Regions from separate parts of the Mus musculus genome. Here regions 1, 2, 3, 4, 5 and 6 are each linked to region 7. The links are chromatin loops, found by intact Hi-C in ENCODE. Cell type or tissue: left cerebral cortex. All regions are shown on one strand.

The links. A loop is a pair of places that touch in the nucleus more often than their neighbours do. Peaks named below come from ENCODE experiments on the same cell type or tissue, not always from the same donor. Only the 100,000 strongest peaks of a DNase experiment are listed, where the experiment ranks them.
Region 1: it touches region 7 in a loop (6-fold over the local background); 28 of 42 quality-filtered maps call a loop at or near these places.
Region 2: it touches region 7 in a loop (4-fold over the local background); 8 of 42 quality-filtered maps call a loop at or near these places.
Region 3: it touches region 7 in a loop (3-fold over the local background); 2 of 42 quality-filtered maps call a loop at or near these places.
Region 4: a loop joins it to region 7, with 3.0 times the contacts of the local background. A loop is called at or near these places in 2 of 42 quality-filtered maps.
Region 5: a loop joins it to region 7, with 5 times the contacts of the local background. A loop is called at or near these places in 24 of 42 quality-filtered maps.
Region 6: it touches region 7 in a loop (4-fold over the local background); 20 of 42 quality-filtered maps call a loop at or near these places.

Annotation. Positions count from the first base shown.
Region 1 is chr2:49,725,237-49,729,236 of GRCm38, forward strand. Kif5c (kinesin family member 5C) reads left to right here. Exons shown (of 26, transcript NM_008449.3): 13 at 2,655-2,723. Among named protein-coding and RNA genes, the nearest start is that of Gm46738, 20 kb to the right of the region's middle. In left cerebral cortex, a CTCF peak has its summit at 2,137 (motif pointing left); DNase peaks (open chromatin) are centred at 1,384, 1,612 and 2,116; H3K27ac peaks cover 1,616 bases.
Region 2 is chr2:49,616,891-49,620,890 of GRCm38, forward strand. It overlaps Kif5c (kinesin family member 5C), which reads left to right and starts at 2,396. Exons shown (of 26, transcript NM_008449.3): 1 at 2,396-2,897. The coding sequence starts at 2,772. In left cerebral cortex, a CTCF peak has its summit at 2,321; DNase peaks (open chromatin) are centred at 2,383, 3,103, 3,478 and 3,862; H3K4me3 peaks cover 1,931 bases; H3K27ac peaks cover 1,825 bases.
Region 3 is chr2:49,568,474-49,572,473 of GRCm38, forward strand. No RefSeq gene overlaps it. Among named protein-coding and RNA genes, the nearest start is that of Kif5c, 49 kb to the right of the region's middle. In left cerebral cortex, no CTCF peak of the experiment used is centred here; DNase peaks (open chromatin) are centred at 1,604, 1,853, 2,098 and 2,968; H3K4me3 peaks cover 410 bases; H3K27ac peaks cover 1,529 bases.
Region 4 is chr2:48,907,133-48,911,132 of GRCm38, forward strand. It overlaps Orc4 (origin recognition complex, subunit 4), which reads right to left. Exons shown (of 14, transcript NM_011958.4): 11 at 3,054-3,162; 12 at 2,287-2,382; 13 at 2,134-2,201. Among named protein-coding and RNA genes, the nearest start is that of Orc4, 40 kb to the right of the region's middle. In left cerebral cortex, a CTCF peak has its summit at 1,928 (motif pointing right); a DNase peak (open chromatin) is centred at 1,935.
Region 5 is chr2:49,732,183-49,736,182 of GRCm38, forward strand. Kif5c (kinesin family member 5C) reads left to right here. Exons shown (of 26, transcript NM_008449.3): 15 at 522-668; 16 at 3,251-3,439. Among named protein-coding and RNA genes, the nearest start is that of Gm46738, 13 kb to the right of the region's middle. In left cerebral cortex, CTCF peaks have their summits at 1,466 and 2,442 (motif pointing left); DNase peaks (open chromatin) are centred at 1,611 and 2,421; H3K27ac peaks cover 310 bases.
Region 6 is chr2:49,708,294-49,712,293 of GRCm38, forward strand. It overlaps Kif5c (kinesin family member 5C), which reads left to right. Exons shown (of 26, transcript NM_008449.3): 11 at 2,427-2,575. Among named protein-coding and RNA genes, the nearest start is that of Gm46738, 37 kb to the right of the region's middle. In left cerebral cortex, a CTCF peak has its summit at 2,124 (motif pointing left); DNase peaks (open chromatin) are centred at 2,175 and 3,626; H3K27ac peaks cover 1,926 bases.
Region 7 is chr2:49,449,737-49,453,736 of GRCm38, forward strand. It overlaps Epc2 (enhancer of polycomb homolog 2), which reads left to right and starts at 1,750. Exons shown (of 14, transcript NM_172663.4): 1 at 1,750-2,222. The coding sequence starts at 2,070. In left cerebral cortex, a CTCF peak has its summit at 2,361; DNase peaks (open chromatin) are centred at 1,369, 1,747, 2,369 and 3,223; H3K4me3 peaks cover 2,960 bases; H3K27ac peaks cover 1,933 bases.

The DNA of each region.
Region 1 (4,000 bases), 280 kb after region 7:
ATGCATGAGTTGGGACACAGTGTCTTCTTCGGTTATTGAAGTCTCTGGGATGGAGTGGGGCATTCGCTGGCTGGTAGCATGTCTTTCTTAAGTTTTCACAGCCTGTAGTTGACAGAGCAGGAGCGTGTTTTCCTAGCTCTTGACCTTGAGCCCCACACTCACTTCATTTTGGCCTTAGCCCTTTAACCAAGGAACTGGTTAGGCTCAGTACGTCTTTCTAGGACACAGTGGGAGAAAGATTACATAGTTTCTCCAAATCCCTCTGTGCTATTCCTCATGGGTCTAAGAAGAGATAAACGCAAGGTCCTGATCCTTGATGGAGAAGCTCGCACTTTGTAGTAGACCTGCAGCTTAATGATAAGAGGCGCAGGGACGACGCCCGTGCTTACCTGTACGCTATTCTTATCTGTAACTGAGGGCTCACAGATGTCACTTCAAAGATTGTTATGGAGACTAAAAGTCCCAGGTAGATAACAGGATGCTGTAAATACCAGGTTGCTCATCAGTCTCCTCTGTGGGTTCTCTTTGCTTGATGTAGAAGACGCCTCATATGGGGCCGTGAAAGGCTGTCAGTACAGTGGGAGGCTGGGTTCTAGAGTAAAAATATACACGGTGGCTTTGTGTTGCTCACGGAAGGCAGTAAATTCAAGAACTGTAAGTTGACTACATACTGTACTAATGACTGTTTATCAAAAAACATATCCAGATTTGGTGACTTTTTGACAGCGGAGGTGACCGTATCATTTCATGTATAAGAAAAATCCAACTACGAAATTAATTTCTGAAAAGTGCCTTGAAATCTTTTATCTCAGAGTGAGCATGCTTAAACATGTCCTGAGAGATACACTCGACGTGCAGAAAGTACAGCAAGCACACCTTATTCAGAAAGGCCTAGGAAATTACAGTGAAATCAGATAGACAACACTAATTCCTTAGAAGGTTGCCCTCATAAGGGGCAAGCCTACTCGAAGGCTTGTCTCTAAGCACTGATTTGCCTTCTCGGAGAGCTCTGTTTTAACTCTCTGGATGGTTTCCCATCACATCTTAGCTTGTCACCTGTCGGGGAGGAAGGCTACATCTTCAGGCTTTGCCAAGAGTGCCGTGTGCAAGCTCAAGCCACATCACCCTGTCCCTTCTTATTTTTGTCCGTCCCTTGGGGGCAGTTGTGGATTTTGGGTTGTTTTGCTTCGTTGCCTCGGGGAAGTGATGAGGTTGAACTTTTTGGGTCTTTTATTTTAAGCTCTTTACTCTTCTTGTGCTGAGGAGCAGAAATATAAAATTGGTCCTTGTAACTGACATGCTAAATGTATGAAGCTGAAGGAAAGCATGGCCTAGAAAACAGTGAGTTAGCTGTGCAAGCGCCAGTTCTTGGCAGTTTTGCTATGCTGTAATTTCTCTGATTCTTTTTGCCAGAAGGATTTGGCAAGGAGGGAAATAATCAATATTCTATTCACCATGGAAGAAACATCGGTGTATAAAGTTCAGTGCACACGAGCTTCCTGAGCATACTAGTGAGATCGAGTATATAGGAAAGACCAGAGACACAGGACGAGGGTGTGCAGAGCCTTCCCTGCACACGTGAGAGTGCTGGTGCTCTGGAGGGTACCAGCTACACCATCCGCTTAATCCCGTGCCGGTGATGGCGTAGACTCCACCATACATGGTGCAGATGTCTGTGGCAAACAGGTTCTGTGACCAGGCTCCGCCATTCACCTGCCTCACCTCACCTCTGAAGCGGATCCAAAGTGCAGGAGAAGGGTCCTTCAATGAGGAAAACACTGGCACAAACCTGTGTTTGAGGAAAAAAACTTGTGTTTGAGGAAAAAACCTGTCACAAAGACAATGTAATACACTGAGCTGTTATTTGACTGCTTGGGGGTGCCAGCCGAGACGGGCATTCCAATAGGACTTTTATAATGAAAGGAGATGTGAGCCTGGAGCCACATTGTCATTTTTTTTTTCACAGAATGTGCTTAAAATTTCCTTTGAAATCATGAAAACAGAGCAGGAAAGGCCACATTCTTCCCTAGTGGTTCCGCCTCAAGCCTGCTGCCTGCCTGTCCTTCACTGGAGGTGGCTTGCTGGTGGGGGAGAGAGGCAGGCAGAGCACTCTTGCTTTCTCAATAGCAACACCTAGTGGCAGTGAAGAGAGCTGTCGTTTTCCTGTGTGCTCACCCAGCCGGCTGCAGGACTTTGCTTGTTTTGCTTTTCAATTGGCAAGACTATTGGTTGCAGTCAAGAGGGCCGTCTATTGGAGAAAACTCCACGGAAGCTCGAGTTTTTTTACTCTAAGTAAATGGGCATGGTGTAGTAGCCCTTTCTTCCCGTCACTTGGCAACATTCCTGGTCACAGATGGGCTTGCCAGTTTACATCTTTATTTGGGGAAGGATGTCTCTGTAGTCCCTTTCAGTCCCGAAGTATGAGACCCCTGGTTTCTGGATGGGCAGGATTTGGGTTCTCCAGGCAGATGTTACCTTTCCTAGAAAGAACTCTACACGGCAGATTACCAAGCTCCTGGAATGGCCCCTGCTGCACTTTCCCCATCTAATGAGTGAACTCGGGACTGGCCTCTTGGTGTCTGATTCTGGAAGGGGAACCAGGATGTCAAAACCGACACAACTAACTAAAAATTAAACATGATGTTTCATTTCAGGATGATGAAATTAACCAGCAGAGCCAGCTGGCTGAAAAGCTGAAGCAACAGATGTTGGATCAGGATGAGGTAACAGACACAATGAATTCTTTTTTACAGAGGGGTTTTTTTTTTTCTCTCTCTCAATCACTTTTCGTTGATAATATTAGTCCTAGAAATACAGTTTGCAAATAGCCTTTTTTTTCTTTTTTTTTTCTTTTTTTTAATTGGGTATTTACTTCATTTACATTTCCAATACTATCCCAAAAGTCCCCCACATTCTCCCCCACCCACTCGCCACCCACCCCAAATAGCCTTTTTTTAAAACCTTAAAGCGCATGGAGATTTCTTGGTCGCCCTTCTCTCAGGGTCTGCTAAAGGTTGGTTGTGGCAATGTGTAGCCAGCAAGCTCCTGACTCTGTAGTACTCTGAGCCTCAGGGTTGCTCTGTGCCGCACTTAGTCTTTGGGGGGCGGGCAGACACCTCTGTCCCGGGGAGGGTGGTGCTTGCTCAGTCTCTGCAGCAGCATCCCGTTATTTTAGGCTACTTCACCTCTACGAACTGCCTCATAGACAGAATGGTTTTTGGCATCTGAGTATAATTAATCATATTCACCCCGTTAGCCTCTCCTATCTCACCGGCCTCTCCTGCTTCTCTGTTTCCTTTCCCAAGCCCTCAAGAGTCCATGTAGAACAGAAAGTACGTGGCATTTGTCTTCCTGAGTCTGGCTTATTTTGCTTATCATGATGATGTCTTAGATCCTTTCCTACAAATGACATGATCTCCTATTTCTTTACTACTAAGTAAAACTTCATTGTGTGTATTTATATATCTATTAATCGTCTGTCTGTCATCTACCTACCCATCATATATTTACCTACTTGCTGATTTGCCTGTCATCCATCCATCCCGTCTACGTCTGTCATACTTTCTCTACCTAGTCGTCTGTTGATGGGCACCTAGGCTGGTTCCGTAACCTGGCAGTTGCAAAAGGCTGGTGTGTGTTTTAGCATAGACTGTGTCCTCCTGTTCTGCCCTACAGGGGATACACAAACAAAATCAAAAGTAGACCATCAAAGAGGAAAGGCAGCTGGGGCCGTAGTGCTGCTACTCTGTATTTGGTACACTAAAAAGGAGGCCACCTGGTTTCAGCACCCCCCCGCCCCCCGCCGGCATTCATTTCTACCACAAATGTCTTTTTTGCACCGTTCTGCAGTGGATTTTACAAACAGGAACCCAAGCCAAGCACAGCCAGCCGATCTACCAGAGACAGCATTCTCTTGCTGAGATCACCTAAGTATTTTTCTCTTTTGTGCTTTAAGATGCTTCGTTGCTAAAGTGCCTTTGGTTGGCTTATACAGTGCCGG
Region 2 (4,000 bases), 170 kb after region 7:
TACTGAGTTTTAGTTTTGTTTTTGTTGCTGTAAGCATCTGTGGGCGAGGTCACACAGTGAATGAGAGAGAGAGAACCAGAAAGAGAGCAGAGGAAGTTGAATGTGGTTAGTAGTGAACACTCCCATGGTAACTAATCTAGTATTGTGAGAGCAAGGGCTTACTTCTGTGACTCCTCTGAACCCCTTCTAATGACTAAACCACCTCTTAAACACCCCACTGTCTCTCAAGCAGGTTTTGACACAGATTTCCCAAAGAACAAAGGGTCTGCAGGCCAGAGCCTGAGACTTGCTTAGTGCAATGCAGATGAGAAAGCAGCCCCAGAGACTTCTTTTCCTGTACATCAGCTGTGCCAAGGAGAGAAAATCAAATCGGTATTGCTTACAATGGTTTAGAACATTCACTTCCGTGGCTCTGTCTTTTCGGGTAGGCAGGAAACTTGGACTCTTGAGTACAACTAGATGTATGCAATAGGTCTATTTCTAAAATTAAAGAAGTTGTTATTTACAACCATTTATTCAGTACCCAGTAAGAATAACACTACCTAAGATCTGGCTTATAATACACACACACACACACACACACACACACACACGCATGCACGCACTAAATGCTTTACCATACTAAACACATTACAAGTAATACTGCTCTTAATTTGTTAAAAAAAATAATCTGCAAGGCAATATTGCTATTCTAATGCCAGAGAATAGGAAACAGGGTCTGAAGGAAAGCAAATATCTGGCCACAGTGGCAGAGGAAGGACCCATGCTCAGCGGAGTTCCCCACTCAGTGTGCTTCCTACTCTGCACTCTGTCTTCAGATGGAGCAAAGGCAAGGAGGAATTCACTGTCTAGATGTAGTGATACAGAAAGGACCCTGGAACAATAAGTAAGGACAACCAGCTGCAGGCCATCTGGGAAATCCTTCTCTAGAAAGTCTTAGGATTGAAAGTTAGTGTTGACAAAGTCCAAATGGACACAGCTATGGACCAATGCATTCTCCCGGGAGGTGGGAATACATCAGGTTTCTTTCAGGAAACTTCGTACCACGAGGTTCCTTCATAGAGTTACAAAGCTTTAGACTCTAGGTTATTGTGCCAGAGGTAGATGCTAGGCTAACCCCAGTTCATGGCATAGACCTACCCTAATAGGTTTCAAACTCTTTGAAAACCCATACACCCTTATCTAAATTGGAGAATGTCATCCACAGACTGTTGGCACTTAGTTTGCTGATAGGTGGGAATGGATCTTGAGTAAGAACAGAGTCAGTACAAAGACCATTGTTCCTAAGGCAGTCCTAGCATCTACCTGTTCTCTGGCTTGGCAGTTTAGTAGCTTCTTGAATATAGCAAAGCAAGTTGTGCTCTTCTAAGCTCTTCATTTGTTTCAGTGGCTTTGGCCATGTTCCTATTATCTTCCATAGGGCCCCCGAGATACTTACTGATTGATGGATGGGAATGAACCAGTTCGGCAGGGCAAATGGCCCTGAGCCAATATCAGAAACAAAGCAGGACAAGTGGAATAGAAGAAGTCACAAGCAGTTAGAATCTGTTAGATTGTAAGCATGGATGTTATAGGAGAGGAGGGAGCCTACAGTAAGAAGAGAGACCTGTATGAGAACCTAGGCTTGTCTTAGATTTGATCTTCTATACAATCTGTTCATTTCTGCAGGATTCTAAACATCATTAGAAATTGATCTATGATTGCTTATAACAGAGCTCCTGTTTTCTTTCCCCCTTTTTCTTGTTTTTGTTTTCTTTTTCCTTTTTTCTTGTTTTTGATTTTGGGATTTTTTTGTCCCAAGTTGCCTTCTGAACGCTGGGATTCCAAGCATGCACCGCCACGCGACACTGAAATGTTCCTGACTTAGGACTCAAAAAACCGACTTCAACCCTCAAGCTCTAAAGTAGCATGCTAAATACGTGGGTGTGTGAATTTGTTTTCTGACTTAGCGTTGCAGTGATAAAATCCTTGATTTTGATCGGATGTGAACAATTTTGAATTACCTATGTTCAAGCATTTCCTTTATAACTGGCTTCCATGCAAATCTCATTTCCTTCCTGCTTTCCCTAGGACTCTTGCAAAAACTCTACAACACAGGGAAACGCTCTGTGGCTGTTCAGTTGTACACTGTGCTGATAAGTATTTTTCCTTTCAGGAAAAGATGTGACCTGGTTTTTTATAGAGTTTAGCTGGGAATATTAACTATGACTTCCATTCTGTTCTTGGCTTGTGGAGCCCCATCAGTCCTGCAGTTCCCGGGGGTCCTCTCAAGCTAATCCAAGCCTTGCCCTCCCACCTGCAGGTAGAGTGGCGACTACAAGTCCCGGGATGCGCCGCGCTTACACCCAGGGTGAGGCGGATCTCTGCAGTGACGTCACCGTGCCGAGGCGGGGCAGAGGGGCGGGCCTGGAGGTGCCGGAGCACGGTGGTGCTGATGCAGGATGGCTGAGCGCGACCGAGCCCGGGAGGTCTGAGCCGGGCGGGGATTGCTCCCTGAGCATCGCCTAGTCCGCCCGCCTCGTGGTTGCGGGCAGGTGGGCCGGGGGCGCAGGACCGGGCTGGAGGTCAGCAGCAGGGCGGCCCACCTGATACGCTGCTCTCCTTCCCGGCGGCGGAGCTGCGGGGCGTCCAGCGCAGGCTTGAGATGACCTGCTGAGAAGCTGCGGGAGGCGGCCTAGCAGCGGGCAGCGGTTGGTTCGCGGCCTCCTCGGTGGCGCTGCCCAGCCGGGCCCCCCACCCCATCCCTGTGCCCCCTCCTGCTGCGGCCCGAGATGGCGGATCCAGCCGAATGCAGCATCAAAGTGATGTGCCGGTTCCGGCCCCTCAACGAAGCGGAGATCCTCCGCGGGGACAAATTCATCCCCAAATTCAAAGGCGAGGAGACGGTGGTGATCGGGGTAAGTGGCCTTGGTGTCTTGCCCCTCCTCCGGCTTTGCACCATAGCCTGAGTGGGGATCTTCCGGACGCTACCTCCGACATCCCAGCGGGGCTGGGTTCGCGGGTGGATCGTAAAAGAGCCCTTGCCTGGTGACTCCCCCGCGGCGGTGGTGGCGCGGGGCGGCGGGGGAGTGCGAGGTCCGCCATTGTTCGCGGGTGGGGGCTCGGGTGGGCCTATTGTTCCCACTCTAGCCGCCGCGTGGGCAGTGTTTAGGCTTGCCAGCAAGTAGGGATGCCCAGGTCTTGGTCAAAAGTGTCAGCTCCACAACCCACAGATGCATCCAGGCATTCCAGGGTTCGATTTGTCTCAAGACCTTAGTCAAAAAGGTATGGAGGAAAGGTGCAAGAAAAACAAAATCTCCTGGGCCCTCCATAGGCGGTTTCACCTTGCTCTCTTGTGGAAGGTGAGGAGTGCTCTTGGTGTCTCTGGGAGGTCTCTTATGTTTCCTGCTTCCTATCATCCCAATTGTCCTGGATTTGTGCTTTCTGTGGACTACCCCCACCCCCACCAGGTCCTTTCTCCCTAGTGTCTGCAGATAGACTCATATGCTTCGTTCTAGATGGAGAGCAGATTCTCGAATCTGCTAAGAGAGGGAGTTCCCAAATAACCCTCTGTATCAAGAGCAGAAGTTACTTAAGCAAATCCAGAGTCTCCCTTTTGATCACCTTTCCCCACCTTTCCTCCCACAGTGTTTTCCCCAACTTAGCTCCTTCTCTGCAGCCTGGCTACGGGGAAAGGGAGGGAATACTCCCTTACAGTTCTTAAGGGAGTACACCAAAGGAAATAAACTAGTTTTGTCCGCGCCCCCTTTCTTAACCTGCTCTCCCTAGAGTGTGTGTCTCATGGTGCCCTCTTTGTATTCGAGCCGCGTGGAGAGGGACTGAGTTAATGCGAGCCTCTAGGTCCCCACTGATACGTTCCTGGCATCCCGCTCCAGGCTGCTGATGCAGCCTTCCCGTCTCCAGCATTGATTAAGTGATGTCATCTCCATCACTGAGCATGCTCGGACTACCCCCTCCCCCCCATTCCCCCAGTGACTGTTGTATTTAGGTCAAGTGATTG
Region 3 (4,000 bases), 120 kb after region 7:
TAGCATTGATGTACAAGATTTCCAATTTCCCCATGTCCTTGCCAAGATTTACTTTAAAAAAAAGTTATGGCCACTATGGGTTTAATTTGCATTTCCCTGATGAGTAATGAAATTTAATACACTTAATGTGCTTGCTGGCTATTTTTGTGTGTTCTTTGGAGAAAGGTCTGTTGCGTGCTTTTTTTTTTTTTTTTTTTTTTTTTTTGGTTAAATTATGGGAATTTTGTCTGTTCGCTGAGACAAGATTTATCATGTAGCGTAGCCTTAGTTTGGCCTCAAATTTAAGGCCATCCCATGTCAGCTTCCTTAGTGTTGGCTCACAGGCTCTGGCGGAAAGTTTTATGTCAATTTGACACAAACTAAAGTCATTTGAAAGGAGGGACTTCAATTAAGAAAATACTTCCATAAAGTCTGGCTAAAGCCAGGCCTGTAAGGAATGTTCTTAATTAGTGGTTTATCGGAGAGGGCTCAGTCTATTGTGGGTGAGGCCGGCCACTCCTGGACTGGTGGTCCTGGGTTCTATAAGAAAGCAGGCCTAGCCAGCAGCAGTGGAAGTGCACATGTCATTAATCCCAGCACTAGGGAGGCTTCTGCAGTCTGAACTTGTTAGAGGCCAGCCTGGTCTACAGTGTGAGTTCCAGGACAGCCAAGGCTACACAAAGAAACACTGTATCCAAAAAAAGAAAAGAGAGGAGAGAGAGAGAGAGACGGAGATAGAGACAGACAGAGAGATGCAAGCAAGCAGGTTGAGCAAGCCCTGAAGATCAAACGAGTAATCAGCACCCTTCTATGGCCTCCGTATCAGCTCCTGTTTCCAGGTTCCTGCCTGGTTTGAGTTCCTGTCCTGACTTCCTTGGATGATGAACAGTGATATGGAAGTGTAAGCCAAATAAACCCATTCCTCCCCAGCTTGTTTTTTGGTCATGGTATTTCATTAGCAATAGTAAGACTGGCTAAGGCACAGGCCTCTGCCCGCACACTGGGCTCTGTGACAGTCCATCCTACAACGCATTCTAGATCCTCATGGGTCATATACCCTCTCTGCAGCTTGCATTTTCCGTTCCTTGAGAACATCAATGCCCAAGTCTTCAAATTCGAAGTTTAGCTTATTATCATTGTTGTGGCTTGTGCATTTGGGTCCCATTATCTAAGAATACACTATCAAAGCCAAGGGCACGGAGATTTCATCCAACGGCTTTTAGTCAGATTTTTGTGGTCATCGGCTCTCCGCTTATTGATCTGTTTGGATGAGTTTTGCCTAAGGTGTAAGAACAACTTCATTGCCTGTTATACAGGTTTCCCAGCCACAAGACTCCCCAAGCCTCACCTCTGGACAGAGAGTGAGGTGCCTGCCCTGACCCCTTTCCTCTGGGGTTCCTACAGGTCACCCATTCCAGCCCTCCTCAACCTTTGGGTTCCATTAGTGAGCCTGGCAAAAACACGGCCTCTGCCCTTGCTCTAAAAGCTCTGGCCCCGGTCCTTCATCCTGCAATGTCTCCCACACCCCCATCAGCTGAGCTGTGTTCCTGCTACTGACATGGTGCCAAGGCTTCGGGAACCCGTGCCAAGAAACCTTTTGTGCTAATTTCTATTCACGGTGCCATGCACACCTAACCTTGAGGACATCTGTGGAGCATATGTTCTCCCCAGAGCTGGCGGCCACACAAGAGCACTCCCGGGAGAAGACTGTTCAAATGTGGGTGCTGGGTACCCAGACCCTGGGCTTGTCGAGGACCGTGGTCAGTTCTTCCTTGCTGGTTTGGTTCTCTTCAGAGTTTCAGCCTCTGGCAGAGAAGAGAGGCACAGGACTCCGTGTAGGCTTGCTGCCTCTCCGGCTACTGCAGCCTGAGAACACTGTGAACTGTGCCTGTGCCTCACAGATGTTGTCAAGCTGTATAAACTAAGGCAAATCTCTCTTCAGTCCTCTCACCATCCACCTCCCCCATAGAGCCTTTCAGATCCTGATGTGTGTGCCATTTTCCAGCCTGGGTTCCCCTCAGCTTCCTTTGTCCCATTTGTGTGTATACAAGCTAGACCAAGATGCAAAAGATCCAGGGCCCCCAGTCAAGCTGCTCATGCCCCAAATGTGTGACGGCTGAAGACCATGCAGATTATACAGCTCCTGATGGCAGTGGCCAATGTAGAGGAGCCTTTCAGAATCCCACTTCATGACGTCATCTATTAACCCCCACCTTTCGTTTTCGCAGGGAAAGAGAAGCTCTGCTGTGTGGGTTCCTAGAGAGGCCCCCATGGGGAAGTGTCGCTCTGCAGACACACCAGTCAGGCAGAGGCCACCTCATATCCCTTTCCTTAGCTCAGGACCGAGATACCTTTCACCTGCTCTAACCACCGCAGGGCCACAAAGCAGAGAACTAAGGACAGCCCCAGACCCCGCTCTAGGGGGATGATTCACACTAGCAGGTCTAGGGCTGCGGGCCTTGCCCCACCCACCACACCGTGCAGAAAGGCAGGCAGTCCAAGGAAGGCTCTAATTAGGCTTTCTCCCTCTCCTGGCTTCCCAGAGTCCTTATATGATACCAAGCCCCCACCCCCACCCCTAGGTCCCCACCCCCTGGGATCCACAGGCCCAGTAAACTTCGTTTTCTTTGTAGTCATCTCTGTGTTTATGCATCTTTCCAAACCAGTCTAGCACTGTAAGAGTACCCTGATTTGGGGGGTTCATCTTCACACAAGACTCCGTGACATTCTGTATATTGCTCTGGGCAGTCAGCAAGAGCTGGTATTCAGTCTGTTTCTGTGGGCTGAGAAGACTTCCTGACACCCCCACCCCCACCCGCTTCTCACCATTCCACTTCTCTGACTTCCATTCACCCAGTATCCTTTCTGTGTGTCTGCAGACCTGGTGCATCTGGAGGAGGGGCACTGTCACTGGCTCTGACTCATTCTTCCAGCAGTCGCCTGGAACAGCAGCCAGTGGTCAGCCAAGCTGTGCTCTCAACTTTCACCTGCCCAGCTCACATACACCCCTACATGCCAGCAAAGAAATGACCAGTAACTAACTACATTGAGCTCTTCCCTACCAGTCTCTTGCTTGTAAATCGGGGGTTAGGGGTGGGGCTCACATTTTCCAAGAGAGATAGATGTTCCAAGACTCTATCCATGTCTCGGAATCCCTCAGAATCCCCTGGAGGACTTGTGAAAACACTAGTGGCTGGACCCCAGCCGCAGAGACTCTGCTGTAGGAGATCTGAGATCGGATGAGGAGTTTCATTTCTGCCATGCTCCAGGTGATGCTCATGCCAGCGGCCCATGGACCACCCTTGAAAGCCATTGCTCTGGCCGTGTGCCCTCAAGACCCCACCCATCCTTGAGATACCCCTAGCCCCTGGCTCTGTTCTGATGAACAGGGTCCTGAGCTTTCTGGAGAGAGTGGTTCTTGGTGAGGATCGTTTGGTTTCCCGGAAACAATCCTTATGTTCTATTCTGCAGAGCCTGATGGCTGGAAACAAGCATACAATGTTTTTGACACTCCAGCGACGATGGCAATCTATGCTCCGTGGAGTCATTCATGAAATGCCTCTCCTCCCTACCTCAACCAAGTGATAGCGGGGATCCGCTTCTAGAGTAAATAAGGATCACTGGGGCTCGTCAAAAGGAGCTATAAAGATCACAGGGAGGAACATCAAGACAGGTATTATTTTAGAAAAAGCTATTTGCTGGCAGTTGGGGAATACGCTCAGGCTTCTTAAGGCACAGATCTGTCAGTAGAACACTGCAAAGCAGAGTGGGGCCCCTCCCCCCTCCACACAGCGGCCTTCCTTGAAGCCTCATTAAATGAGAGCAAATTGAAAATTGTCGGTGAGAGAGAGCTGTTCGCATGAAACACTGAGACCCCTCTGCAAGTGTGGATTTACCAACTGGGACTGCCTGCCCGCAAGGACACCTTGGATGGCTCCCCAGGCTGCTGCAGCCTCCAGAATTGGACCTGGTTTCTGGAGCTGACGTCTGGGTGTGCTGCCTCCTGGGAGGTGGGGGTGGA
Region 4 (4,000 bases), 540 kb before region 7:
CAGATGGGGTCTCAAGTGTTGAGATGGGGAATTGTGAAAAAGGAGGCAAAACCACTGTCCAAACCAGATGGGGTCTCAAGTGTTGAGATGGGGAATTGTGAAAAAGGAGGCAAAACCACTGTCCAAACCAGATGGGGTCTCAAGTGTTGAGATGGGGAATTAGACTCCCTTGCTCTAACCAAGAAGCTACCTCCAATTACAATTGTTTGCAAAGGAGAAAATAGTTCTCCAATCTCTCTGGGTATACAAACTATACTTAAGGATATGGACCATAAGGATTAAGGATAGCCAATACAAAATAAACCCAAAAGATTTAGTGTGTGTGTGTGTGTGTATGTGTAGGGGTCAGTTTCATATGGCTTTGTTTCAGCATTTTCTCCCGTACCGTTCTCTTCTCTAGCTTATGTATTCTGGCTTCCAATTTTGTATTCACGGGTTCTTTTTGTGTGCCTGTGTGAATGCTTTCTACCGATGCTCTTTCTTTCTCTTTCTGCTGTTAGTTTGCTGTTTTATTCTTGCTTTTCTTTTCTATTTGCCTGTCTTTTTGTGAGAGAGAGAGAGAGAGAGAGGAAAAAAGAGGGGCTCGTGGGTGAGAAGAATCTGAAAGAAGGGAATCCATGACTGATAGATGCATGAAAATAACTACTTTCAATAAAAAATTAAATAAAATTTTAAAAAGATAAAAGTTAACAGCTATAGTACAAGAGGTAAGAAAGACCCTAGAGTACAAAAAGCCTACTGGGCTCATCATGTAAGCAAAGGACCTTGTAAGATTGCAAAGACCAGGGGGTGGGACAGGGGACCATGTTTGTTTAACCCCCAGTCTTCTTAGCACCTTAATGGAGCTCTTCATTGTTTGGTTCCTCTTACTCTACAACTCATGCATCACTTAATAATTGTTTAAGAATGTTAATAAGACAAGAAGGAAAAACTATACTCTGATGAAATATTAGAATCGGGACACACTGAAGTAGATTCTTGAGCATTCTCACAGTTCCCTGTGAAAAGTATCACTGGGACATATTCTGTTTATCATAAAAATTCTTACTGGGAGGAAAAAACCTTGAATAATGAGAAAATATTAAATTCTTCAGGTGTAGCTTAACAACACTGAAAACATATTTCCAAGATGCATTAAAATGTACAAAGAGCATCTACAAATTATTCCCAGACACGTGCAGATGCCCTTTCCAAAACTGCAACAATGAGAAGGATCTACCCTCAGGATGCTAGGACTGCTGTGGCCTGAATACAAGACTCTGCTCACTTTTTAACAACTGCTACAGAAAATGAAGTTCTAGCTGTGCTGTACAAGGAATACCCAAGGCCCAAGCTTGTATTGCTTTACAAGAAAAAAAAAAAAGGCCTTTGCTTCCATATGGTCCCCAGAACCACACTGTGCCAACAACACTGGACAAACAGGACCTCGAAATGTGTCCTGTTTAATTTAATTTCCATTAAATAAATATAAGCTTAAAGTGCTTAGACTAAATTACTTAGAAAAATGAATATAGTTGGTATAATTTTAAAATATAAATCAGTCTTTTTAGCTACATATTAAATGAGTTTAAAAGAATGAATTTCTAATGTACATTTACTAAAATGGAATCTGCTGTAACTTTTTATAAATATACCAAATTTTAAAGACACAAAGGAAAATAGTTCAGGAAATACTTTTATCATAAATTTGAAAATATTTTTCATCAATTGGGTTATACTGTTACAATTTTTTGACCTTTATTTCCTATGCCTATAGAAAATGTAAAATTATATGAGATTTACATTTTCTTTGTAGTGAAGGAGTATATTTTAGGATGTCATTTTAAAGTTGTAAACTGACATCTTACCCTAAATAATAAACTTGACATCTTGTAACTGCCAACTTGTGGACTGCAGAGGGTTAGTTCCTTTTCAGTGGGCAAGTGCTAAGAACAGACAGCAGAGGGCAATATATCTTCACAAACTGTAAAACGGGCTAGCTACAGAATTATTGAAGCAGTTCATTTTATAACATTTTGCTGAAAAAATTCCTATAATAAAATACTCAAGGGTTCAAAGAGTTTTGAAGCAAGTTAAAAAAAAAAAAAAAAAATCGCTGGATCTGATGAAAAATACAACCAAATCAAACCATACCTTCATGACCACAGGTTTCTCAAAGTTATAAACAGAATGGGCCTTTCTTTGAATGAATTTCTGAAATTCTGCAGAGTAAGCAATGAGAACATTAGTACTTTCAAATAAGAAAAAGGCAAGAAACCAACAAGAAAATGATGCACTTCATCTTACCATTATACACCATTTGAAAATTAAAGGGCTCCTCTTCATATATGTCATTTAAATGTTTCATTGCTATTATAAGACAGATTTCCAAGACTGACAGACCTAGAATTAAAGGGAGATGGACTCCTGAGTTTCAGCCAAGGGTTCATACCACTAAACAAACTGTTATCTAGAAAATAACGCAAGGTTTTGAAGGGTAGAGGTCAGCATTTCTCTATTTTTAAAGGTATTCCAACAACTATTATCTATAAAAACACGAGTCATTTAACTTGTTAGACTTTAAGGCCTTTTTGCTAGGGGTGGGATGATCTACAACATAAGGATTTTTTTTTCTAAACTTCAAGGAATGTGCTATAAGTAGAAAAGATTTGATACCACAACAAACAGCAAATATTGTGAATATCATGTAATTTCAAGTATCATAGGCCTTTGGGAAGCATTTATGCAGAGAATTTCTGGAAAACAGATCTAAAATATATCTTATATTTCAAAAGAGATAGTGAATGCAAATGAGCAAGTGTCAACAAATATAATAGCACTTAGGGTAAGCAAGGAGAACATCAACAATAGTCCTACCTGGACTCCCCATGTGGTATGGGATGCAGAACACAAAGAGTGATAATATACTTATTACAGTATCAATTAAAAGTTGTATATAAAAAGCATTCTGTATACAGAGCACCATGCTCAACACTCATTATCTCAGAAAACATCTAAATCTGAACTTTTAAAATCAAAACATCAAAAGAAAGATTAGCAATGCAGTTTCTCACCATGTACAATATTCGCCTTAGAATCCAAGCTACACATATGCTGTGCCTCCATCAGATCTGCTGAAGTCATAAATGGGTGTGATACGGTTACTCGATTTAAAGCAAGCATCTAAAGAAAGGTGTATTTTAAAAAGTACTTATTTACTTGAATATTCTGGAGATATTTTAGAACAATCTTATTTAATGTCTTATAGTTTATTCTTGTAAGATAGAAACTAGGTAAATAACCTTAAACTTTGCTCCATGAAAATGTAGCAATGACTTAGTTCAGATGCTGTTTTCTCTACTACTTTGCATTGGAATCAAATTTATTACTCTCCAAAAGAAAAAACATTTTTAAAAAGTCTAATAAGAAAAAAACTGAAAGAATACTAATCAAATATCACACACCTTAAAAGAATAGCTATGTTTTATACAGATTTTTACAAACATGTAAAGGTAAGTTCAGTTTAGAAGTTACTAATTTTGAAAACAATTATAAACTTAGACAATTATCCTCTTCATTTAGTTCTCTTTAGGCAAACATCACCTTCTAGTACTAAGTTTACCCTCAATTAACGATTTGTATTTGGAATACAAGAATTTAGAATTTGTAGGTGTAGTAGATGTATTATGTAGCAATATATAGATAGATAGATGTAGCAAACATACAGCTTCAGGTTAAATGGGGACTTCAGATACTTTACAGTTAATGACAAGAGGTTGGGAATCCCTGAAGTTCACTCTTCTACAAGTTAAAACTCAGACCATTTGTGGCTCTTTTGTTTTCTATTTTTTTCCATTTATTGTAAGGTATTTCTTACATTAAAAAAAACAAAACAAAACAGAATTATATATAATATTCCACGTTTATATTTTTAAAATATACCTGTTACAGAGTTGTGCACAGTGGCCTTGAGTGTACTGCACCTTTTGCCACATAAAATAGTCAATATCTTTATATTAAT
Region 5 (4,000 bases), 280 kb after region 7:
ATGGCGCACCACCAGACCCAGATAGAGCTTCCAGGATTCAAACCTAGGTCCTTATGCTTGTGCCCCAAGCACCTTACAGACGGAGCTCTCTCTCCAACCTCTTATTTATTTAAAAGGCCTTACTACAATTTACTTATTTTTATGTTCACGTACCATGGTACCTGGGTGGAGGTCAGAGGACAGTTTGCTGGAGTCAGTTCTTACCTTGACCCAGTGAGCCCTGCTCTGGGCCCTGAATTCATTTACAGTAACTCACTTTGCTAGCGTCGATATAACCAATAATAATAATAATAATACATATCTAGTAATAATACATAGCTGGTTTTACAAGGTAACATCTCTGAATTAAGTTTCTGTATCAGAACCAAGTGCTACGCAGCAGTCAGCCTTCAGAGTGCTTTTCCACTGAGATCAGAGGAGTGATTAAAGAGCTGGGTCTGGCATGGGCTGTTGAGCTCTGGAGGTCACAGGTGGAAATTCATGGGCCACCTTGGTAACCTGTGGCTGACTTTGTTTTCCAGACGACACTGACAACCACCCAGCGAGAGCTGAGTCAGCTGCAAGAGCTTAGTAACCACCAGAAAAAGAGGGCCACAGAGATCCTGAACCTGCTTCTCAAGGACCTGGGGGAGATAGGCGGAATTATTGGCACCAACGATGTGAAGACTGTAAGCCAGACTTGTGTTCTCTGTTCCTACCCTGACTGGTGTGATCCGAGTCAAGCTCTGCAGCACCTGAGGCTCAGGGCTGTACTCTGCACCTGGCGCATGCTGAAAAAGGAGAGCTGGCGCATGAAGCAGGGGCTGGGGGAGGGGATGGAGAGGAACAGTTTGCCTTTCAGATCTGGGGGGCATCTTCCAGTCTTGGTTGGTTTTGTGTGGCTTGTTTTTTTTTTTCTTTAGCCTTACCTGCAATGCTCTCACACTGGGGCTCAGCTGGGAGAAGCTGCAGGCCAGGTCTCAGTCCCCACCCTTCCCCACCCCCCCAGCCCAATGCAGTGAGAATTCTCCAGCCAAGCAGTACGAATTGAGAAAGCTTCCAGCTGAAAGTCATAGGCAGCTAGCAGGGGCTGAAAGAGTAAACCACACTTAATTATGTGTAACAGGAGGAGGCTAGGCCTTGTTACTCAGGGTCATCTGCATCACCTGGGGCTAATTAGCAATTTAGACCCCAGGCTGACCTCAGACATACTGAAGCGGACTCTGTGTTTTAACAAGATGACTCGTGGCTTATTAAAGTTAGAGAACCCAATTTGGTTTCATTGCAGTGGCTCCACAATCCACAGGACCCGACTGTTGTGTTTCCTCTCTGCCCATCCTTAGCTACTTTCATTTTCATATCTTTACGCTTTTGCCTCGTAGCAAGATCACTGCTGTAGCACCAACTGTCAAGTCTTTATTCATTTACATCCAGTGTGCTGTATCACTAACCACTTTTATCCAGGAGAGGGGACTATATACCAGAAATTCCCAATCTTATGTAGCCTTAGGGCAGCTGCAAGGCAGCGGTTTCAGGCCCTGCCAGGTTAAGCTTTTAAGTCACGGCTAGGCTGGTCTGTGCTTGACGGTTAATGTTTAGAGCCACATGTTGCTGTTGAGCAGTGTAGTTCTGACATGGGGCTGATTAAAGGCTCGCAGGACCTCATGGAGTGGATTTGTGGGACGTTGGCACCTCCTGCTGATAACAATAAGAAAAGATATTTTTATGCTAAGATCTTACACTGAGCTGAGGAACACATTAGTGAACTCAAAGCGTGTCTGTGCTTTGCCATTAAAGGTCCTTCCTGCCGGAAATCCTAAGTATGATGAGAGGATTTTTAAATACCTAATTGCATGCTTTGGGATTATTTTTAGGTTCCAGACACTAGATGCCCTTAGCTAATTTCATTGATGACTCTCACTTACAGATCACGGTAGTCTCAGAGAGCCTCCTTCCATGCTGGACCAATGGCAAAGGCTGCCAGTGTATCTGTGCTGTTGCATTATGGGAGGGATAGAACGGGGAGCAGTATCGGGAGGCAAATCTCAGTCACCAACCCAACTCACGTTTAGCAAGGGCCTCCATGATGGGGAGTCACAGCTGATAATTGTAGCTTTTCCTGCTGGTCACTTAGTATTGTGCTGCAGTCATTGTTAGGTGGTATTGAATTCTTATATGGTTAATAAATCACAATACAGGAACGCAAAACTGTATACTTCATGTTTGCTACCAATATTTAGGGCTCATACCCAATATCATTTTATCTCAGTTCTCAAATGTTTACACAGAAAAATATGTGATTTAATGACAGCAATGATAACATTTGAGGAGGTGGGAGGGGCAGAGAGGGGGCTGATGGGAGGACACCGAACATCAGAAATTGCTGGCGTTCCTGGGCTAGATTCTGCTGGGACATAGTCTTCCTAAGGTGCAAGGCTGCCCTCTGGTGGTTAAACATAGTGCACACAAAGCTACTTTTCTGCATGGTTCAGCTTGTATACCATGCATCTTAGCAGATGGGTCTAACCCAATACCTTGTCTCCATTTTTGTTTTCTAGTGGAGTTCTGAAAGTTAGAAACCAGATATACCTCATTCAGGAATTCTGTCAGAACCATCTCTTGTCAGTGTTAACTTAGGCTTGTTCTTAGATATCTTATCAGAGTAGGTTACTGTCTACTTGGAAGGGCAGCTCCAAAAAGGCAAAGGAAAAGATTGGTAGCAGCAGATGGCTAAGCATGGAAATTTTCACATGAGGAGGCACTGGGCGATTGGTGCATTCTCTGGCATTAGAGGTTCTGTTTGAAGAGTGTGGTGAAAGTCTTTTATAGTTCAGCCATTGCATGTAGACATCAGGCTCCTCACCACTACGGAAAGTGTGGAGAAGAGAATTGAAGTGCTGGGTGGAACTTCTTCTCTACAGGCGAGATTATGAAGGGCCCCCACTAGGGACATTGGGTCACCGTTGTAGACATGCAGGGTGGGGCTTCTGAGGAGGGTTCTCCTTCATAAATTCTTCAATAGTTTTTCTTCTCGTATCATCCTTTCTATCCTCAAATCGGTTATAAGGAAGTGTATGGTTAACAGAGGAGCACGTTTGATGTGGGTTTTGGTGGGAACTTTCTTGTGTGCAATCTCTGAGGACTTGATGGTGACTTCGACATGTATGTTTTTGGCTTCCCCTGTGGCTACAATGTTTGCCCCAAAGCTAGGGCTGTCTCAGGGACCCATGGTTAGGGTTCACAGACTTCTGATGTGTCCTTCTGTGCTCAGCTGGCAGATGTGAACGGGGTCATTGAGGAGGAGTTCACCATGGCACGCCTGTACATTAGCAAGATGAAGTCGGAGGTCAAGTCTCTCGTGAACCGCAGCAAGCAGCTGGAGAGTGCCCAGATGGACTCTAACAGGAAGATGAACGCCAGTGAGCGCGAGCTGGCAGCGTGCCAGTTGCTTATCTCACAGGTAGGCTATCCATTGGACCCTGTTCACGAGCATCCATTGAGGTCTGCCCCTGATCCGGTGCCCTTCTCAGGGTTAATAGTGCGTACTAGGGAGAGCCAGTGCACTCGGCCTTATATGAGTGGGCCTTAAGATAGCCCACAGTCCTCTTGTGTTTCTGAAACAAAGATTCCACTTTGTAGCTGGGATTATCCTTGAACTCATCCTCCTCCTAAAGTGGGACGTAGTGGGACGGTCTGATGCTGCTTGTAGTCCAAGATTAGTCTTGACCTCTTTTCTCAGCCCCACCCCTCACCCCGTACTCGAATATGGGTGATTGGTGTGAATTGCCAAGCCTGGTCTCTGGGTTTATCCTTAAACCTAGATTTTGTTGTGTAAATTACACAAACCCCTCAAGGCTTCTCTGTCTTCAAAGTGTCTCGATTTCTCTGCCCACTCATGGATGGCTTTGTAGTTGAGCATATATGATGTATCTTTAAGTCTCCTATTAGCGCGGGAAGATTCCTACATCTGTAAATCCCTACCATGGGAGCAGTATAAGATGTATGGGTAGAAACTACTGTG
Region 6 (4,000 bases), 260 kb after region 7:
CTTACTCTGTTGTCTCTGCCTAGCTCTGGGCCCTGTTCGCATCACTACAGTGGCTCCCTTCCCTCTGCTCTGTAGTCAGGCCAGGCCAGTAAGGAAGTGGGTAGCAGGTGATGGAAAAGGACAGAGGGGATGAGTGCAAGGCCTGCATTTCCCTGCAGGCTCATTGTGAGCTGGATTGCTCTAGAGCTCAGGCCATTACAGTTCCCACAAGTAAGGTTTGTCTTCAAGCTCTCTTTCTGAGGCTTCACCATGTTTACTAATTGAGGCATTACATGTCCCCTTTCTCAGCACCTTTCCACACCTTTCTTAGACTTGGCAAACTGCTCAAGTTGAGTGGGTCATTGCTTCACTGCCCCAGCTTATTATAGAAATAGAAGAAAAAGAATTTTCTGGGCATCTCAGAAAGTTACCCTGCGATAGACTTGATAGTTCTACTTGAGAAATGTACCTCTGAGCAACACTGCCTGGAGACAGCACAGGGGCTCCATCTTTTCCTCTCTGGTACCATTTGCAGTCTTCAGGGCACTATTTATGACTTAAATAAAATCAGTAGTCTTAAATTGTATCCTTCAGTGACAGCAAGCATCTTAGCTATGAGGCTTTTTTTTTTTTTTTCTCTCCTACTTCCTGACTTAAGTTGATAACAGGGGACACAGCCATGCCTGTGCTTGCAGCCCAGACGCAGCCATAGCACCACCTGAGGGTGTTAGAAGGCAGGGTGAGAAAGCCAGACTGCACCAAGTCTTAAAGTACTAATAAAATTACTGCTATTGAAGAATTAAAATTGAAGCAGTTCTGGGGAGAGCAGCCTTAAGGTACAGCAAATGAGAATTATCCTAATTCTTTCATGAGTCCAGCACTGATATCATTTAACTCCTCTTTCAACAGTTGGGTTATTTAGTTGTCTGCTCTAGAAATTAATTTTGCAATGGCAACTGTAGCACTGGGGCGGACGGTTGAATTACTTGCACCAAAATAGAAATCATGTCCCAAATGTCATTTGATGACAACAGTAATTAACCTGGATCACACATCAGCTGTAGCAGCAAACATGACAGTCCTAGAATTGTTTAGAGATTAAAATGAGAATGTCAGTGGCAAGAAGACAGAGCACCATGTATTTTCACATGAGCTTTGCCTGCTTAACAAGCAGGGAGCAAACAGGCGAGGAATTTACTGTTTCCCGGGTGTGGCTGAACCCGTCTGTTTCTGTGCAGGCCTAGGTGAGCCTAGCCTTTTGTTTAATCTCACCTAATGCAGATGCTGATTTCTTTTCTTCTCCCCAGCTTCTCCTTTCATCGACTGTCTATCACGCACATGACATCACACCCCTAAGCCACGTGCCCTACGAGATCATGAAAAAAAAAATGGTGCCCATGAGACCTGTTTGTCATGCATTATGTTATTTTTAAGACATTCTGAATTTGGATATACAAATATTAAAAAAAATCCCAACTTCTGGCTATTTATAAACAGTGAGATGATTTCAGAATAACCAGCCTTTTATTCTGGTGTGCTGATGCTTGCCTTTGCTGAGGGGATCATTAGGAAGCCATGGTGTCCCCCAGTCACCCTCTCTCACTTATGTGGCCCACCTACCTTATAGCCATGTGTTGGCATGTGCCTAACACTTTGGTTCTAGGCACCAAAGGCAAATAAGAGAAGTAGCTGATTGTTCAATTTGTGTCGCTGACATAAGAAACCCCAAGCTGTAAGAGGTGGGGCACTTTGCCCATCCTTGTTGGTATGTTCCTAGTGTTTTGTAAGTGTTTACCGAGTTGATTGGGAATTCTGTTTAGAAGACTAGTCTGGCAGAGGTCTGTGGAATGCTTAAACATGCTGAACACCGGGGTAAGCCTCTAACCCACGGCCTGAAGACAGACTGTGAGGACACAGAGGAAGTTAGACAAAATGGGACCCTGAGGCACAATCTGAATGAAAGTCCATTGGACTGTGAAGGAGAAGAGGAAAGGGTGGCTCTGGAGCCTTAAGAAATAACAGTGTGAGGTTGGAGCAATGGCTCAGGGGTTAAGAGTGCTTGTTCTCTCATGAGGACCAAAGATTAGACCTCAGCATCCAGTCAGATAGCTCACAGCCCCCAGGGATCCAGTGCCCTCTTCTGGTCCCCGAGGGTACAGGCATGTGCATGCATGTGTGTACACACCCCCCCTCCCCCCACTCACCTATACGTACAGTCACATAGACATGCATACATAGAAGTACACACACATACTAAAAATAAGTCCTTTTAAAAAGCTCTAGTAAGCATTGCCAGTGATGCCGCTTGAGGGCTGTAGGTAGGTGCCACAGGGAGTCTTTGCCATTCCAGTTCCTTTTGGATGTGAAGGGAATCTGAGACTTGTTATATAAAATCAGTAAGGGCTAATGGCTATTCTTGGAATTTATTTCCTGTGTTTTAATCCCAGAGCAAAGACCATCAAGAATACAGTCTCTGTGAACTTGGAACTAACAGCAGAAGAGTGGAAGAAGAAATATGAAAAAGAGAAAGAGAAGAACAAGGCCTTGAAGAGTGTCCTCCAGCATCTGGAGATGGAGCTGAACAGGTGGAGGAACGGTGAGAGCGAGCGGAGTGGAGAGAAGGTTTCCTCCTTCCTGGGATGGCTGGCATCTTGGGGGACTCTTGGGAAAGGGGGGTGACTGTGGAAGTCAAGCCTTTCCAATTCCTGTGATGGCGAGTGTTTTATTATTTTGTTTTACTAAAGTTTTATTATTCCTGGCCACTGTGCCCCAGCTCATTCCATCCCGTGACCTGTGCACAGTGGGGTGGACCAAGTGACAGGGATCAGTTGCTCAATTAGTCTCTTTAAGTGTGTATATGTGCGTGTGTGGATTGAGGGGTGCACATGTGTGGGGAGGGGGTACATGTTTGTGTATGTATGTATGTGTAGGGGTGTACATGTATCTGGAGGTGTGTGTGTGTGTGTGTGTGTGTGTGTATAGGCTAGAGAATTGCTATGTGTGTTATCCCCCTCCTTTGCAACAGGCTTTCTCCTTTGCCTGGAGCTGACCCATTAGGTTAGACTAGTTCGTGTGCCCCATGGATCCGTCTGTCTCCACCTCCCCAGCTCTAGGATTACAAGCGCATGCCACCATGCCTGACATTTTTATGTGTCCTCATGGGATAGAACTCTGGTCCTTGCATTGAGCATCAAAGGCTTTCCCGAGAGAGCAGTTCCCCATCCTGGCTAGAGTCTGTTTCAGATGCTCTGTTTTTTCATGTTGCTGTCCTTCATTTCAGGGATCCTGGCTTCATGGTTACAGGAGAGCTTCTGAGACTTTTTTTTTTTTTTTCTAATACCAATTGCTTTGGCTAAATGAAAACTAGGATTTGCTTCAGTCTTGCCATTTACTTGTGGGTAAATGTCACCTCTGGCCAGAACTTGCCTTTTCTGACCTGCCTCACCATTCAGTTCCTCAGAGTGAGACATAGTGGGCTGAAGAAACCCTTTGCTAAGATGGACCCTGACAGGCCTGCTTCATGACCAGTTTTTCCGCCCCCTTCTTCAGTCTCTTTGGTTTGCTCTATAGGAGAAAATATCTCCTAGAGCTGGCGTGAAGCGGGTGGGTGGGTTGTGGGGGAGGTGTAAGGGGTGGCTTCCAGATTCCGGGCAGACATATTATTTTGGTGACTTTAGCATTATGACAGAGCTCAGACGGTAGCAGTCTCTTTTAATCTGGAAGCAAAGCAAGTTGGAGCTGTGTGTCAGAGGACGGCAATAGCTAGAAGTCATTTGTTCCTCAGATCCCTTGCTTCCCTGTGGTGTGTGTATTTCAGCAGCTACTGCAGCCTGTGGTGCCCTGAGAGAAGGGGCCTGGGGATTGCTGAGCTGGTCTGGAGGTAGCAGGGTCTGTTTGCAGCTGCGCAGAGAGCTGGAAGCCGATTGCTGGTGATGGTATTTGTTGCTGCTCCTTGCTAGTAAGGATTGGGTATCAACGAGCCACTTATTCACTTGAGAAGCAATTACGTGGCAAACAAGAA
Region 7 (4,000 bases):
TTTTTCTGAGTGTAACATTAGGCAGAGAGACTGGAAAGAAGCTACCGTCTCTGAGCCTGAGAAGGGGTGAGAATCCAGATAAAAGGCCCCAATGACTCATTTTTTCAAACACTGTTCCCCCTGATTTTCAGACTAGTACTCAATAATGACCCCCCCAGCCCCCCTTCTGAGAACTTCTTGTTCTTCCTTACAAAGGATTGGAACTACGCCAGAGGGTAACACTCACAACAGCACAGGCTCACAACCATGTGAAAGGTGTTGCTTACAAGAATTGAGCCACAGTCTGTTTGCATTGTTACCAGTAACAAGTGGACATAAAACAAAGCCACTGAATAACATCCCAAAGTGTCCCCGGACAGACTGGTTAGATTATTTTGTGTTACCAGGAAGTCAATATTCACCATTCAGCTTTCAAAGGAAAAGCTGGAGACAAGGGGGAGGGGGGGAGAGGGAGGGAAAAAAAAGCAGGGAGAGAAGAAAATAGAGAAAAATAATGGGTGGCAATGAAGAGAGATAGATGGTTTTGCTATATTAAGACATGACAAAGAAACCCGTTTTTATTGTTGGACTTTAGCAAACCATCTACCCTTTTATGAGCTAGGTAGGGTATTTTTCAATGATTAGAAAATGGTAAAACTGTTGCACAGTGAGGCAATTTGCTTAGAAACATGTACTGCTTAAAGACTAAGAAACTGCAACAAAGGTTTGTATCAATAGTGACTAGTATTTAATTGAGTCAATTTGATTCCTTTTTGCAGAGCTTTTGCAAACCACTTCTGGCCAAAACTATGTCTAATTTCTTTGACCTGTCACAGCAACTGACTATAGATGTCATGTGGTAATTAACTTTCCATCACTCTTTTGTGTGGTCTGTATCATTTTCTTCAAGAATTTACTTTTTTTTTTTTTTTTTTTTTGGCCCATCATCTTTGCAGCTGCCCTTTCAAGTAGTTACGACTCTTGTTACTAATTATCCAGCAGTTTAGTTGTAACACAGTAACACGCAAACTAATTGGAGTCCGGAACTTTATTAAACTCTTTTTGAGTCGTCACTGTAACCAGTGTTTTCACATACTTTGGTTAGAGATTTCAAGAAATGCCAACCATCAAACTAAGAAAGTTTGGATGACAGGTGCAAGTCCGCTTGTTGCCGCGTCCAGCAACTATTTCAAGTAGCAGTCTCCAACTACTGACCCTCCTGTCTACCCGAGCATCCTCTCGGCGGTGCCTAACTCTGGAGAGCTCCTCTGGACAGGGACTGCCCAAGTTCTCAGGGCGCGAGACGCAGCAGGGCTGTGCCTCTCGGCGTGGGCAGACGCAGCGGACTTGTCGGACCTCCCCGGGGATGCGCAAACCCGAGGCGCGAAACCAGCCAGCAGGCGCCGGGGCGAGCAGAGCTGTCCAAGTGCAGACTCGAGGGGCGGCCGGTGGCCCGGGGGCGGAGGCCTCCTGTCCCCCCGAGGCGAGCGGTCCTAGGCACTGAGCCTTCCCGAGGGAGCCCCGCGCGGAGCGAGTCGGCGGCGGAGGCACCGAGGCGCCCGCTCCGGAGCCGGGGACCGAGCGCACCTGGCACCTGCCGCCCCGCCTGCGTGCCGAGCGTCCCGCCGAGGAGGGCCACCGGGACTCGGCTCGCTCTCGCCGGCTGGGCTGGCCGCGCCTCGCCGCGGAGAGAGTGGGTGGGCAGGCAGGGGAGGGAAAGGAAGGAGGGAGGGAGGGAGGGAGGGAGAGGGCGACGCGCGTCCCCGAGGCGGGGGCGCGCTCTCGCGCGGGCTGCCGGGATCGCTCGCCGCCGCTGTGGTAATGTCCGCCATGTTGGCCATGGCGCAGGGAGCGGATCGGGCGGGCGAGCGGCGGATCTAGAGTGTGGAAGCGGCCGCGGGCGGCGGGGGGCTGTTCTGGGGCGGGGTGGGCGCCCATGCTGGGGCCGGGGGCACTGCGGAGGAGGAGGAGGAGCGGGCCGGCCGCGCTGCACTGAGGAAGGAGGTGGAGGAGGCGGCGGGAGTGCTCCCCCCCCCTCCCCGCCCGCCCCGCCGCCGCCGCCCGGGCTGTTCCTGTAAGGCGGGGAGACAATGAGTAAACTCTCCTTCCGAGCGCGGGCGCTGGACGCCGCCAAACCGCTGCCCATCTACCGCGGCAAGGACATGCCTGATCTCAACGACTGCGTCTCCATCAACCGGGCCGTGCCCCAGATGCCCACCGGGATGGAGAAGGAGGAGGAATCGGTAGGGACTCGAGTGTTTATTACCCCCCCCTTCCCTCCTCCCCCCTCCCCTTTGTCAGCCGGGCCTCGCCATTCACAGAGCGCTTCTACGCTCGCTGGAGGGCGCCGCTGCCGCTGCGCGCTCCGGACCCTACGCCGGCGGAGTAGCGTAAACCCGTCGGCCGGCGCAGCGCCCGCCCGCGGCCGCCATGTTGTTGCGTCCCAGTGTTGTGATTAGCTCTCGGCGCCGCTTACGCTGCCGTAAGGGGGCCCTGCCGTAAGCAGCGGCCGGGAATGGCGCAGGGATGCGCCGGCCCGCACTTGGCGTACAGCCTCTGTTTACCTCGTAGACATCTCGCCGGGAGCGGGGTTAATGGGTCGAGAAAGGGTCCTTGGGCTAAGGCGCTATTTTCGTTGCGTTTTAAAATTTGTGCGTGCACGAAATTGCCTTTGAAACAAACGATCTCGGGAAAGTAGAGCTCTTTCAAAACATGCATCTTCCTGCTAGTGGGGTGATGGGTGATGGTTTGCGCTGCCCGCTAGAGGTGCCGCGGGAGTAGGCGATGCATCCCTGCGGCCGGGCAGCGACCCCCGGTCCGGACTCTGCGTTAGCGAGTCCTCTGATCTGCACGCCGGCTTCGCCTGCCGGGCTGGCCCCTCCTCGGTTGTGCGGAATTAGGACGGAGCCCGAATGCTTGAAACTGGCCTCCAGGCCCGCGCTTCCCGTGCAGCGAGCGTCCGGGGAAGTTGCATGCGGGATGGCTGTTTACAACTTGAGGGCTCAGAGCGTCCGCATTGACAGTTGCGTTTTTGACCAGATGTTAAAATTTGGACAAAATGCTGTTTCCTTCTTCCCGGGGGTTAAGTTATACCCAAGACTGAATTTCCTCCGATTTGACAGTGTTTACGACTCTGGAGTGTTGTTACTTGTGTGCGGAGTTCATAGTAACTGCACCCTGAAGAATTTCTTCAATGAACCTTCAGTCCCGCCTTATTGTCAACCACGGGTGTGTGTGGATTGGCTCCCTAGCTTCTGTTACTGTCAAAAGAAAGCTGGAGGTTTCTGTGATTGGCTTTCTCTTTTGACTATTAATATTGCAGGAAATGCCTTTAAGCATTTGATTGGCTGCTCGAATTCTGACCTCACTGTGTTGGTGCTTTGACTTAATCACATTTCTTTTTGGTGTTTGATTACCTGATTTAACATTTTCAGTAGAATATTAAATAAGACCTCTTTTTAAACCTTCAGGAAATTAAAACTCAGCTTTTATGCCTAAGATTCAGATAGTACCGAATCGTGTTTGAGAAGTTTGCTTATGAGGTTATTGACTTGATTTTGAGCTACCTTCTGGCAGTCTCCGATAGATGATCTAGAAACTGCGTTTGGTAGCGTGGTACTGTCTTTGCTGATCACGTCTTTCTCTTAGCCATTTCCTTCGGACGTGTGTTTTTACGTCGTTTTACTTCCTTATGTTTGCTATCTTTTGCCTAAGGTCTGCCAGTTGAAAAATCAGATGATCATTTAATCAATCTGTCATTTCTTCTTGAATGTTGTATAGTGGTAGTTACTGTTTATACTATCTCCTGTTTAGATCTAAGATACTGTACTAAGAATTTTAAATAAATGTGATATAAATTTTTTAAAATTACTTTTGTGAGTTATAAGTATAGGCCTTTTTTGATACTCAGGATATTTTTGTTTTGTCTTGTTTTGTTTTTTTTTTTTTTTTTTTTTTGGTTTTTCGAGACAGGGTTTCTCTGTGTAGCCCTGGCTGCCCTGGAGCTCACTTTGTAGACCAG